Linked DNA regions of Mus musculus: region 2 is linked to region 1. Evidence: chromatin contacts called from ENCODE Hi-C or POLR2A ChIA-PET data. All regions are on one chromosome and are shown on one strand. Each heading gives the region's core, a stretch centred on a gene start or an enhancer-like site at or near the end of the contact. The rest is flanking DNA. Distances are from core to core; before and after follow the strand shown.

Region 1 (5,959 bases), core at 2,353-4,852:
CCCGCTGCCCCCATCATCAAAGGCTCTTGTAATGGAAATTAGGTCCACCCAGATAACACAAGATAACATTTTCCTGTCAAAATGCTTAACTATACCAGTCCCCTAGATTCTGCCTCCAAATATGGTAAGATTTGCCAATTCCAGAGGAAACACAGAGGAAACTGGTCATTGGGACAAAGCAAAGGGTGCCCTGCAAACTTTTGCCTGATTGGTTCTATGCAGTAGAGACTCAACTCTAGCCAGCCTGACTTGGTAACTTGGAATCATCAGAATTTTCTATCTCTCATTTTCATACCATTTAAGCATACATGAAACTTTAAAGACAATTTAGACAAAGAGACAATCATAGAAGTTATGTCCATAGAGTCATGTTGAAGTTCATAACTTTACAGCTATCTTGAGATATACAAACAGACACATATAAATTCCTAGGTCTCATAACATCTCATCAATTACAACAGCCTCATCAAGCTATAAACAAGTCTTACAAACATAGAGTCCACAACTCTGAAACAATGCTTGAAGAAATACTGAGATATCATGTCTAAAATGATGGATTAATAGGTAGAAGAAACAGTTTTGGTCATATAGAGGGTGCATACATATAGTGACTTCTTTACCATTAAGCAAAAGAAAGTTGGTGTGAGCAAAAGGAAGGTATTTAGAAGTACACATACCCATCTTTGGTCTGATCCACTACACCACTTAAAAGTTCCACAGTTTTCGGGTTGGGCTGGCTTTCTCCAAAAATATTCAAATACCGAGTGACAAAGTCATGAGGAGACATAAAAAATTCACCATTTTTTTCAATGCTCGCATACTGTCGAAAGAGGAGGGAAGAGGTAAGAAAGTTATTTAGTATCTCCGATTCTTAAACATATATGACCACACAACCAATAGTGGAAGGCCATGACCATTCAAAAGATAAAAATCATACAGCCTAGTAACATCTTCAATTATCATCTGTCACTTTAAAGAAAAAAATTTAAGGAGTCAAATTTTATGCTCACCAGAAGCTCTCAACAATGGCTTTTGGGGGACCTGTGGCAATGTCTGGTAACAGTTTTCATTGTTATGACTTGGAGAGAGGGAATTTGTCACTAGCAAATATAAAATAATGCCCGACAGAGGTCTCATTAGGAAGCCCAGGTGACCCCAACCTCAAGACCTCTCTACCTCAGTCCTCCATCGCGATTACAGGCATGCGCACTAAGCTTAAGGATGTGTCCTTGTTAAAGTGAGATCAATTGTGAGGTATTAACTATCCTTCCATAGAGCTGGCAGTGAACGTCTTGCATTCCTGTGTAACAAAGCCCAATTCAATGCAAAGAGAAACAAAACTGATGTTCAGCCGACCTGAAGCCGTCAGAGCGACCTCTTACTCTGGTTTTCTATTTTAGCCCTTCAAATGTATTTTGTTTATTTTGGCTCCTACCAAGCAATTTATAGATGTGGAGCCCCAGATGGCTTGGGGTCAGATGCTACCCAATCCCTAAGTCCATGGCTGCTCAAATAATTCACTCAAATGCTTACAGTCCCTGAGAAAAGAAGACAAACTGGGCTGAGGAGCTGCCGTGGAGCCACGGGCATCCTCTGTGATGTTGGAAGCAGGTTTAGATTGCTGCACTAGGCAATGCCCTAGTCTCAGCATCACACAGGGGCTCGCAAGCACGGGACTCCCTTCATGGTGTTCTAGGACTCGGTTCACTTTAGGCCAAAAGGAGCAGGCTGTGTCTTGTTTCTGGGCACACCCAGCTTGTGGGAAATGCTGAAAATAAACACGAGGATGCAGCATCCTCGATGAGGAGAACCAGACCTCCTGATTTTCAAGATGAAAGAGAGGAGCATAAGGTACCTGAGGGCAGGGGTTACTAAGTGACCAGAATCACACTGGCAGCAGCAGGGTGATGAGGGGCACGGTGTAATGAAGAGCAGTACCAGGTTGTGTAGGCTGCGGGGTCTGGCTCTACCCGATTCCACCTGAACATACTGGGAGTTAAATAAAGCTTTCTGGGCTCTGATGATTCATGTGCAGAATGGGTGTAATAATATTACCAGCCCCATATGGCTGATGCATGGAGCGGATGAGATAACAACACACACTATGAACGATGCCCAGAACACAGTAAGCACACTTCTGGTTTTGCTTTTTTATTACATATATGTATGTATGCATCTATGTGCATATGTATCCACATATGTATGCACATAGATGCATGCCACAGCACTCATATGGAGGTTGGAGGAGAACTCGTGGAAGTCCGTTGTCTCCTTTCCACCATGTAGAGTTGGGGGGTGGAACTCAGACTGTGCCTTTGTATCAAACACCTTTACCTGCTGATCCATTCTGCTGGCCCACTTTTTTGCTTATCTAATTCATTTCTTTAACCCACCGTTTCACTGAGTGAGATCTGCTGCTGGTATCAAACCAGGTCAAGGATGCAATGAGGGTTTTCTTCCATCGCTAGCGACCTGGTCCGAGGCACTGCCTAAGGGAAGTCATGGCAAAATGCTAGGATACTATCTTCGAAGTATATTTCTCAGATAACAGTACAAAACAGAGACAGCCCAGCGATGCCACCATCCTTCACTGGCATTTACTTTAATTTGCAGGGAATGGACAGAAGAAAGAATTCATTGTTATTTTTTTCCCTAAATGAGGACAAACAAGCTTGAAATGGAAGTGGCCTGTCATCGAGAATGATAGCAATCCTATGGTTGGTTATACGAGGTTTCCCTATGATAGTGATTAATTTACCTTAGAATACAACTTAACTTTTCCCCTGCTGGTACACATTTAGATTCTTTCCAGTCTGGGTTATTTTGTACAAAAACCTAAGATAGCCATTCTTATATATAACATTTGTCCCAATTCCTATTTTCAAAGAACAGACTCCCTGAAAGAAGAAATTGTTGAGTTAAAGGACAGGAACCTTCAGGCGCTCGTCGCTTATTATCACGCTGTTCTCCGGAAACGATTGTACCAATCGCTCTGCCACCCACAGCGCCAGAACGTGCTCTCGTCCCTTCTGAGGTCATATTTGTTTCAAATACTTTTCCAGTTTGACATTTTTATGTAATTCAGTCTAGAGGGCTTTTTTTTTTCCTTTGCCAATCCTTCCATTGCTTTCCTGACCTTGGAAACGCAGTCCCTTCTCATGTCAAGAAGAAATCCCAACACAGTTTCTCTCCTGACCTTTGACCAGATCCGTATTTAGCATTAGGCTCCCGGATATCAGAGCTCTGTTTCTGTATGTTTTGTGACATGAGAATATTCCGACTTTTCCCAATCTATATTGGCTATTCCAGGCCCACAAACCATGTCTTCCCCGACCCTGCCCTGCTCTTTAAGATGCAGGCTTTTCACTGATAAATTAACAGATGACCACCAGGGAGCACAGTGAGAAGCTGACTCCACCTGCAGCTTCAGTTCTCAGAGGCTGGAAAGGCTTCCTGGGGCCGGAGTGTACTCTGGGGCCGCCAGGCACAGCACCAAGAATGTGTCATGGATCGGCAGTTCTGAGCGATGGGAGACAGTCCAAGACCACCCTATCTTGTTGACCTGTCTGTCCTTGCAAGATAACAATGACTCTTGCTTGCGGCAACTGCAGGGAGGGCCCTGTCAGGACAGGACTTTTTTTGGCTGTGTTCTTTCCCACTGTTGTTTCCGCAGATTCCCAGACTGCTGAATGGGGCTCGAGAAACCCTTTCCCGATGAGAGAAGGGTTCAGAACGCTGCATCACTTTTCTCCTGGAGCTTTTCTTAGCCTGATGGTTATCCTTTGCATTTTCTCCAAATGATCCTGGGAATCATTGTCAAGTTGTGAACCGGAAACTCAATCGTCCCCGGAAATGCAAGCTCAAGCCGCTCACTCTCAAGATAATGAGGGATAATGAAAGTTGGCAAAAACACAGAACATTCCCACATGCTGGAGGTGTAAGAAGAAACTGATGGAGCTGGTGAGGTGGCTCAGCGGCCAGGAGCACTGGCTGCTCTTCCGCAGGACCCGGGTTCAATTCCCAGAACCTACATGCCAGCTCACAACTCTCTGTAACTCAAGTTTAGAGAATCACAGACATGCATGCAAGCAAAAATACCAATGCACACAAAAATGGATATTTTTTAAAAATATTTTAAAAATATAATATTTTTTAAAAATATTATACTTGTGTGTGTATGTATATGTATATGTATATACATGCATGTATATGTGTATACATATGTGTGTATTTATATATGTGAATAAACTGACAAACCATTTTAGAAAACTGCTAAGCAATATCTACTGTAACTGTGCTAACATGACTATAGACAGCAATTTCAATCATAAGGAAATCTATAACAAAATGTACATGGACTATAATACCAAAAAGTTTGAGTATTCACAGCAACTTATCTTAGGATGACAAAAATGCTTTAAAAACAAAAACAAGGGGGCTGGTGAGATGGCTCAGTGGGTAAGAGCACCCGACTGCTCTTCCGAAGGTCAGGAGTTCAAATCCCAGCAACCACATGGTGGCTCACAACCATCCGATCACGAGATCTGACTCCCTCTTCTGGAGTGTCTGAAGACAGCTACAGTGTACTTACATATAATAAATAAATAAATAAATCTTAAAAAAACAAAAACAAAAACAAAAAAGCAACAGTCCAGAGATCACTCAATGACTGGATACTTAATTGACTGTCATATAGTCACACAATAAAATACAATGCAGCAATAAACTAACTCACTCCACCACCCACCACACATAAAATCAGGGTTGGAGGTAGAGGTCAGTGGAAGAGTGAAAGCCTGTGTTGACACAGGCCTAGAGCTCAGCAAGAAGTAACAGAGTAGACACAGACCACATTACTATACTTATCCTGCAATGAAATAAAGGCCTGAACTAAGGTGTCATGAGAGAATCCAGCCAGTTAGCTTTGGGGGCGTGGTGACTGACTAGCACAGGGAGCAAGGAACTTCTGGGTGCTAGTGCCATGGGCTGAACGCTCACTCTGTAAATAACCACGGCGATGTGTGCTGAGGATACATGAACCAGACTCAGACCAACTGTCACACTATCACTGAGGAATTTGTATTGCCCTCACTTGTTTAGAGGTGATAAAAGAGGTCTCCTCTTAAATGACATGTTAATTTGGATGCAGAATACAGTTGTGCTCAGTTTAGAACAAAGCAGTCCACCAAAGCAGGAATGACCCACTCTGGGGTTCAAGTAAATACATCAAAGGTTGTCTCTTGGACTCATGGACAGAGGCCAACTACGATAAAAGCATAAACTAGGGATGTTGACAAGGCAGCTTGGTTGTCCTTGAAGCAAGGAACAAGGGTCACTGCTGGGGAAGACACACTTCCAGCTGCCACAGCTCTAGAATACCTTTCAATACCTCTGACGATATTCTTCGGAAGGCTTTTCTAATTCTTTAAACACTCATCAACTGTGGTAACACTGAATGAGGATAGTAGCAGACAGACTCAGAAAAGGAACCTGTCCCTGCAGTGCCGATTCCACCAGGACTGGAGTCCTATCTAGCTTGCTCTCCACTAGTAATTTTAACAAAGCCTGTGAGTGGTGACCTGGGTCAGAGCCCTTATCATCTGGCCACTTGTGTTTACCAGGTGTCATTCACTGAACCCTGGGGCTGAAAGACAAATTCTCCTGGACACCCTTTCAGTCAGAGACTCCCTGGACACACCGTACACCAGGTCCTGTCACCGGCCAGCCTTTACCTTGATTCCCTGTTCCAAGGACAGAATAACACAAAACAGGGAATAAAAAAAATTAATAATTTAAAACTTACATTAACTGAAGATGCGTATTACAGCATGTAGGTGAATTACAGTAAATACTCAACAAAGAGATAAGGAAAGTACATGTGAAAATGTACAACCCAGTGTGGCAAATACTCAGTTAGATTAAGGGCTAATCATGTACACATTTGCTTTATAATCTTATT
Region 2 (5,276 bases), core at 233-2,732, 33 kb after region 1:
CTGATTTATACCAATCGTTATATCATGCAAAGTTAATGCAAAGAAAGGGGCTATTGGCTTGAAAGAACTAAAGTAGCTTCAGAAATAAATCAAAGTGCCCATCCACAGACTCATGCGCAAATACACCCAGTGCACACTCCTGAGGGTTACAGAGGAAGGAAGGCCACTTAAGGCACTGAGTCTAGGAACAAGAAAACTGAGGATTTGGGGAGCCTGGAGAGACTAGTCATAGAACACTATTTAAATATATTTGTCTGCTTACAATTTCCATTGCAAATGTGATTAGTTTGCCTGAATAAATCAGAATATGATGTGGTGGCCATGTTTTCCTCTTCAGGGTTATCACAGAGTTTTGATTAAGGACAAATGTTTGAAATGTTGGGTATATTTAAGTTCACTGCACTTAAAATGATCTAAGAAGTTGTATAGGCTTGATTAAAGGGCTGCCTTCGTGAACTTAAAATTAAAAGCAATAAATTCCAATGACTCGAGTGATTGGGACTGAATATGGTATTCTGCCAGAAAAGTTGAAATGCAGTCCAGAGAGGCTGAAATGGTGTGCAGGTTTGAAGAACCGGTGAAAGAGGAAAGGTCAACCTGTCAGAGCTGCCTTCTCCCTGGGTTCGTGAACGATTCACATTACACAGAATTCCTTTTAAGTAGAACTTCACAGGAGTGACATGCTCCCAGCACAATCTGTTTTGTCATTTTCAAAAAGAAGCCTCTCTGAGGCTCAGAGGCTGCCTTGTAAGTGTTGTCAGATGGAGAGAGAAAGGGGAAGGATGGAAGATGGGAGGTGGGGGTGGGGGTGGGGAAGGGTCCAGGGCTAGCTGCGCACAGACGCAGGCCAAGTCTCCCAGTTTCCAAAACGGAAGTCAAGGTGACTTCCCTACCAGCGGGAGGGCGGAACCCTTGAAATGTAATAGGATAGGCTTCAGGCCCAGTTGGGGCCCCTGGAAGGAGAAACTCAGGTCAACAACAGTCGGGTCAGAAGCAGGAGAACCCCAAAGTAGCAGAAGGGTTTGTGTGTCCCTGGGCTCTTCCCTGCCCCAGGCTACCTGGCCCCATTCGCGCGCTCCTCCTTGCTGGCCAGGGCTCGGTCCCGCGGGACACCGCTCCTGGCCAGACCAAGTGGGAGTGTCCGGCTGGCAAAGTTTCTGTAGCACGATCGGGCCGCGGTACCCACGCGGCCACAAGTGCAGTCCCCTGTGCCCCTTCCTCCCTCAGCTGCAAGGTGGAACCTCGCATCTACTACCCCGGCTGGACCCCTCTGGGCTCCAGATCGCCCCGGCCCGCCGTTCTTACCTTGGCGGCCGCCATGCTTCGGCCGGGGTACAGGCGGCTTTGAGACCTGCTCTCTGGTTGGATTGCACCGGGGACCCCGGCGACTCACTTCCCGTCCCGAGCAGAGGTGGGGGCGGTGATTCTGCCCGGCAGCGTGCGCGCCTGGCCTGCTTCCCCACGCCCTCCTGGCGCGGGTCATGCGGGTGCCGTCAGCCCATTGGCTGGGCCCGGCCAGGGCCTCCCGGGCGCGCGTGATCTAAAGGCCTCTGCCCTGTAGCCAGGGAGGGCCTCAGTATGGGAGCTACTGAGGGGCCAGGACACGTGACTCAGACTGTGCTGTCCAGCTTTAGTAGCCATTGTCGTGTATACCCCGGGGGCAAGGGAGAAATGCAAGCCACTGTCTCAAAAGACCGGGGACTTGGTGAGCTGAAGCTGCAGCTTGGGCTGAGGCCAAGGGCTGGCTAGGTCAGTGTCCATGAGAGAGCCAAGTAAGAGTGGTTACCACACAACACCTGGACGTTGACATACATACTCTCATAGATGCACACATTGGGTCAGGTTCTTGCCAGATTCACCTTGGTTTTTGCTTCAAGATGGACCCCACTTTAATGCCATCATGAAATCCCTGAAGTATTGACTAATAGAAGAAAAGATAACAAGCAGGTGACTAGCCTCCTTTGTGGCTCTAACTTGATAAACTCTTGAATATGGTATAGAACACACATTTGTAACAACTCTATTTTGCAACAACTATATGAGGACAAAAGAGGTCAAGGCCTCAAAGAGGTGACAAACTTAAAAAAAAAACAAAAAAACAAAAACAAAAAAAAACCCTACGAGCTATTGTTTGCTCTCAGGACACCATAAGAACAATGAAAACAGGAAAGGCTCTCAGAGATTACTCCTGAGGTAAGACTGTCAGTCCAATGCGTAGATAGCAAGAGATGCTCCAACCATGACGAATGAGAGGAGACAGGAGACCCAGAATTGCTGAGGAACCCAAGGGTTTAGTCAGAGAAGGCAACCTAAATTTAGGGACTGCTGGAGGAAGAGTATGGGCAACAGGAAAGACCTGAAGGTGCCTTCTAAGGCTGGAATCAGTATACTGTAAGTACTAATGTCGTTAGGGTTCCACTCAGTTGCCATAATGTATCCCAGATTCACAAGTTAGAAACTAAATCAGGAGTATGAAACACTCAAGTCCTATGGGCTCTGCCCTAAGGTCTGCATCAATGGCTTCATAAAAAGGGGCTTGTAACCCTTCCATTCTCAGCTCCAGAAAGGTGAGAGCTGGTGAACCAAGAGTTCCAGGCCACCCTTATCTATATAAGGAGACGTGTCAAAAAAGAAAGAGAAGAAACAAGCTCATAGAAGTAAGTCTACTCTCATTGTCCTCTGCCGTGCGAAGCTAGAGCTTTCCTCTCTCTGGAAGATACAGTACTCAGAGAAACATCTCGGAAACAGAGACAAGACCTTGACTTGTTGAAATTGTGATCCTAGAGTCCATAGCCAGGGTGACAACTACGAGGAATACGTTTTTAGCCTTACTCTCAGGCACTGTGTGGTAGCAACATGAACCAGGCTAACACTGGTATGATAACACTGGGCATGAGTCAGGACTAAACTATCAGAATATTCCAACAAGATGGGTTGGAGTGAGACAGGACTCTGTCTAGTGTATGAAAAGCCCAAGAAAGAAGCATTTGCCTTCCCGAGGGCTCGCGGTGCTCCTGTCTCAGGAGACAGTGAGCATCCCGTTTTTCTCTAACTCTGCTTCTGGAGTGTGAGTTCACTGCTGTCTGTAATCTCCCTGTCTCCCATTTAGAAAGTCATGGTGGCACCATCTGTAAGGCTATTCTAGAATTTGGATGGTTGGGAAAGCTCAAGGCTGCCTGGGATACATGATAAGATCTTGCCCACAAGAAACAAACATGAAAAAGCACTTTCAATGGCATTTAACAGTGAGAGACCACTCAGAGAATCCAAGCTCGCGCCCCCACCTCCAATCCTCAATCCCACTTCTGAGCTTTCTGTCATAAAAAGGAATATGATCAATAGGACCTACGAAGTAGACATCTTTTAACCCACTAAACACATCATACTGTAAAAATAGATTGTAAACTTGAGTTTAAGTTATTTCATTCTCAGTTAATTCTCACAATGACATAAGTGACATGTCGCATTGATGCCTTCTCTATCCCAGAACAGTCTTCCCACCACCATCATTTGAAAGTAGCTGGCAAGGTTGAACGGTGACCACAAGATTCCTGACCCCAGTGTCTCAGACTGGACCATTATTTGGAAACTGGAGGTACAATCAATTAAGATGAGGTCACACTCAAGTAAGGAGGACCTTAATCTGACATGACTGGAGTTCTCATTAGGAGGCGCAGATCAGGTATGATGAGTCATGCTTTTAATCCCAGCACTCTGCAGAAGCAGGCTTAATCTATACCTCGAATCTCAGCCAGCCAGGCCCAGACGATGCAAACAACAGCGAAGAAGACACAGAAACACTCTGTATATATTTCATATGATAAAAGTAGATATTAGATTGATGGAGCTACAAGCCAAGGAGCGTGAAGAATCTGCACCCACCACCTTGAAGGCTCCGGTGCCTAGCAAGGAATAGGAAAGGACACAGCCCCACTGACTCTTTTGTTTAAGACTTTGCATCCCCCCAGGAATGTGAAAGATCAAACTTCTGTTGTTTGAAGCCACACATCTTGTGGTATTTCATTCTGACGGCCCTCGGGAACGAATCCAGGTCTCCTAACCACCTGTGCTTTATAGCACATTTTGCCAACCTTGCTGGCTAGGCAAGCAGCCAACCCAAACATTGGGGAAAGCTCACTGACTCAAAAGCACGTAGTGTGAGCATGAGTTCAAGTTCAGAAGAGAGTGTGACGTGGCCAGGTCTGAGATTTCACTGTTCCCAGCACACCTAGGCCTTGGGGATGCCCTTTGACCCATGACCTTTAATGATCCGATTTGTTCTGCTCAGTTAATAACAAACAAGCAAGCAAAGGTCTCCCCTAGTACTGCTAGCATGCCAGATTGGATTGCTGGCCAGTCAGAACGCAGGCCATGCACACTAGCTCCAGGAGGTGTTAGCTGGGTGACTACAAACTGCAAGGTGGATTGTACTTATGACAGAATAAAGCAAGCATCATAATAACGAGAAGTTTCCAGATGTTTATATCTGGGACTGGGGCCACGTCAGGACACAGCAGAGGGTTGCACGTGCCTTCCCGAAGAGTGCCCTAATGATAGGTCAAAAATAACCTGTTCTTAATAGACACAGATGAGAAAACTGCCAACATTTTTAGAGTTAAGAAAGGAGGGGAACGAGGAAGTGAGTCAGGAAGGAAGGAAGGAAGCATGAGACACCTTAGGAAAGTGTGACTAAAAACAAGTCCCCAAAATGTTGGGGTATTATACTCTGTGAGCAAAGCTGTCTTGATTTCTTTGTTTTCTCTAAGAAGGGTTTCTCTACGTATTCCTGGCTGGCCTGGAACTCTAAGAGGAAATTTGCCTGCCTTTACTGGGACCAATGGTGTGTGCCACCATGCCAGGCTTGAAAAGACTTTCAGAGCATGTCTCTATAAAACAGCAAGGCTGCTGCCTTCTGGAGATCATTTGAGTACATCCATTTTCTTAGTAACACTTCTAGAATCCACCCACATCCCTTGGGTCACCTTCCCGGTGACTCAGACCACGTCTTTGTACAACTTTAAAGCCTAGGGTCCAGTTCCATAGCACACTGACCTCATCTTTGGCCTCTTTCTCTTCCTCATTTGAGGATGTTTATAGCTACATTGTAATCCCTGGATGATTCTAGGACAGCCCCATCCCTATAACAAGCTCAGTAACTTACATTAGCTTACTAAAGCTGCCAAAAGAAAATACCAGAGCTGTTGCAGTAGTGCATAACTTTAAACCCAGCACTCAAGAAGCCGAATCTCTGTGAGTTCAAGGCAAACCTGGTCTAC

Evidence for each region. A loop is a pair of places that touch in the nucleus more often than their neighbours do. ChIA-PET counts read pairs that join two places held with the same protein, here RNA polymerase II (POLR2A).
Region 2: a map of heart shows a loop between it and region 1 (3-fold over the local background). The contact joins the promoter of Slc25a13 here to the enhancer-like site in region 1. A Hi-C loop is called at or near these places in 2 of 37 maps with a recorded cell type or tissue (both heart). POLR2A ChIA-PET finds 5 or more read pairs at or near these places in 4 of 5 experiments (Patski and embryonic stem cell).

What each region holds. Positions count from the first base shown.
Region 1 is chr6:6,180,294-6,186,252 of GRCm38, forward strand. It overlaps Slc25a13 (solute carrier family 25 (mitochondrial carrier, adenine nucleotide translocator), member 13), which reads right to left. Exons shown (of 18, transcript NM_001177572.1): 3 at 678-820. Among named protein-coding and RNA genes, the nearest start is that of Slc25a13, 34 kb to the right of the region's middle. Within about 2 kb of position 3,603, at least 1 of the 3 ENCODE cell types and tissues checked has a DNase peak (open chromatin) inside an H3K27ac peak, as active enhancers do; it is heart, where a contact is called at or near this core.
Region 2 is chr6:6,215,691-6,220,966 of GRCm38, forward strand. It overlaps Slc25a13 (solute carrier family 25 (mitochondrial carrier, adenine nucleotide translocator), member 13), which reads right to left and starts at 1,483. Exons shown (of 18, transcript NM_001177572.1): 1 at 1,306-1,483. The coding sequence starts at 1,320.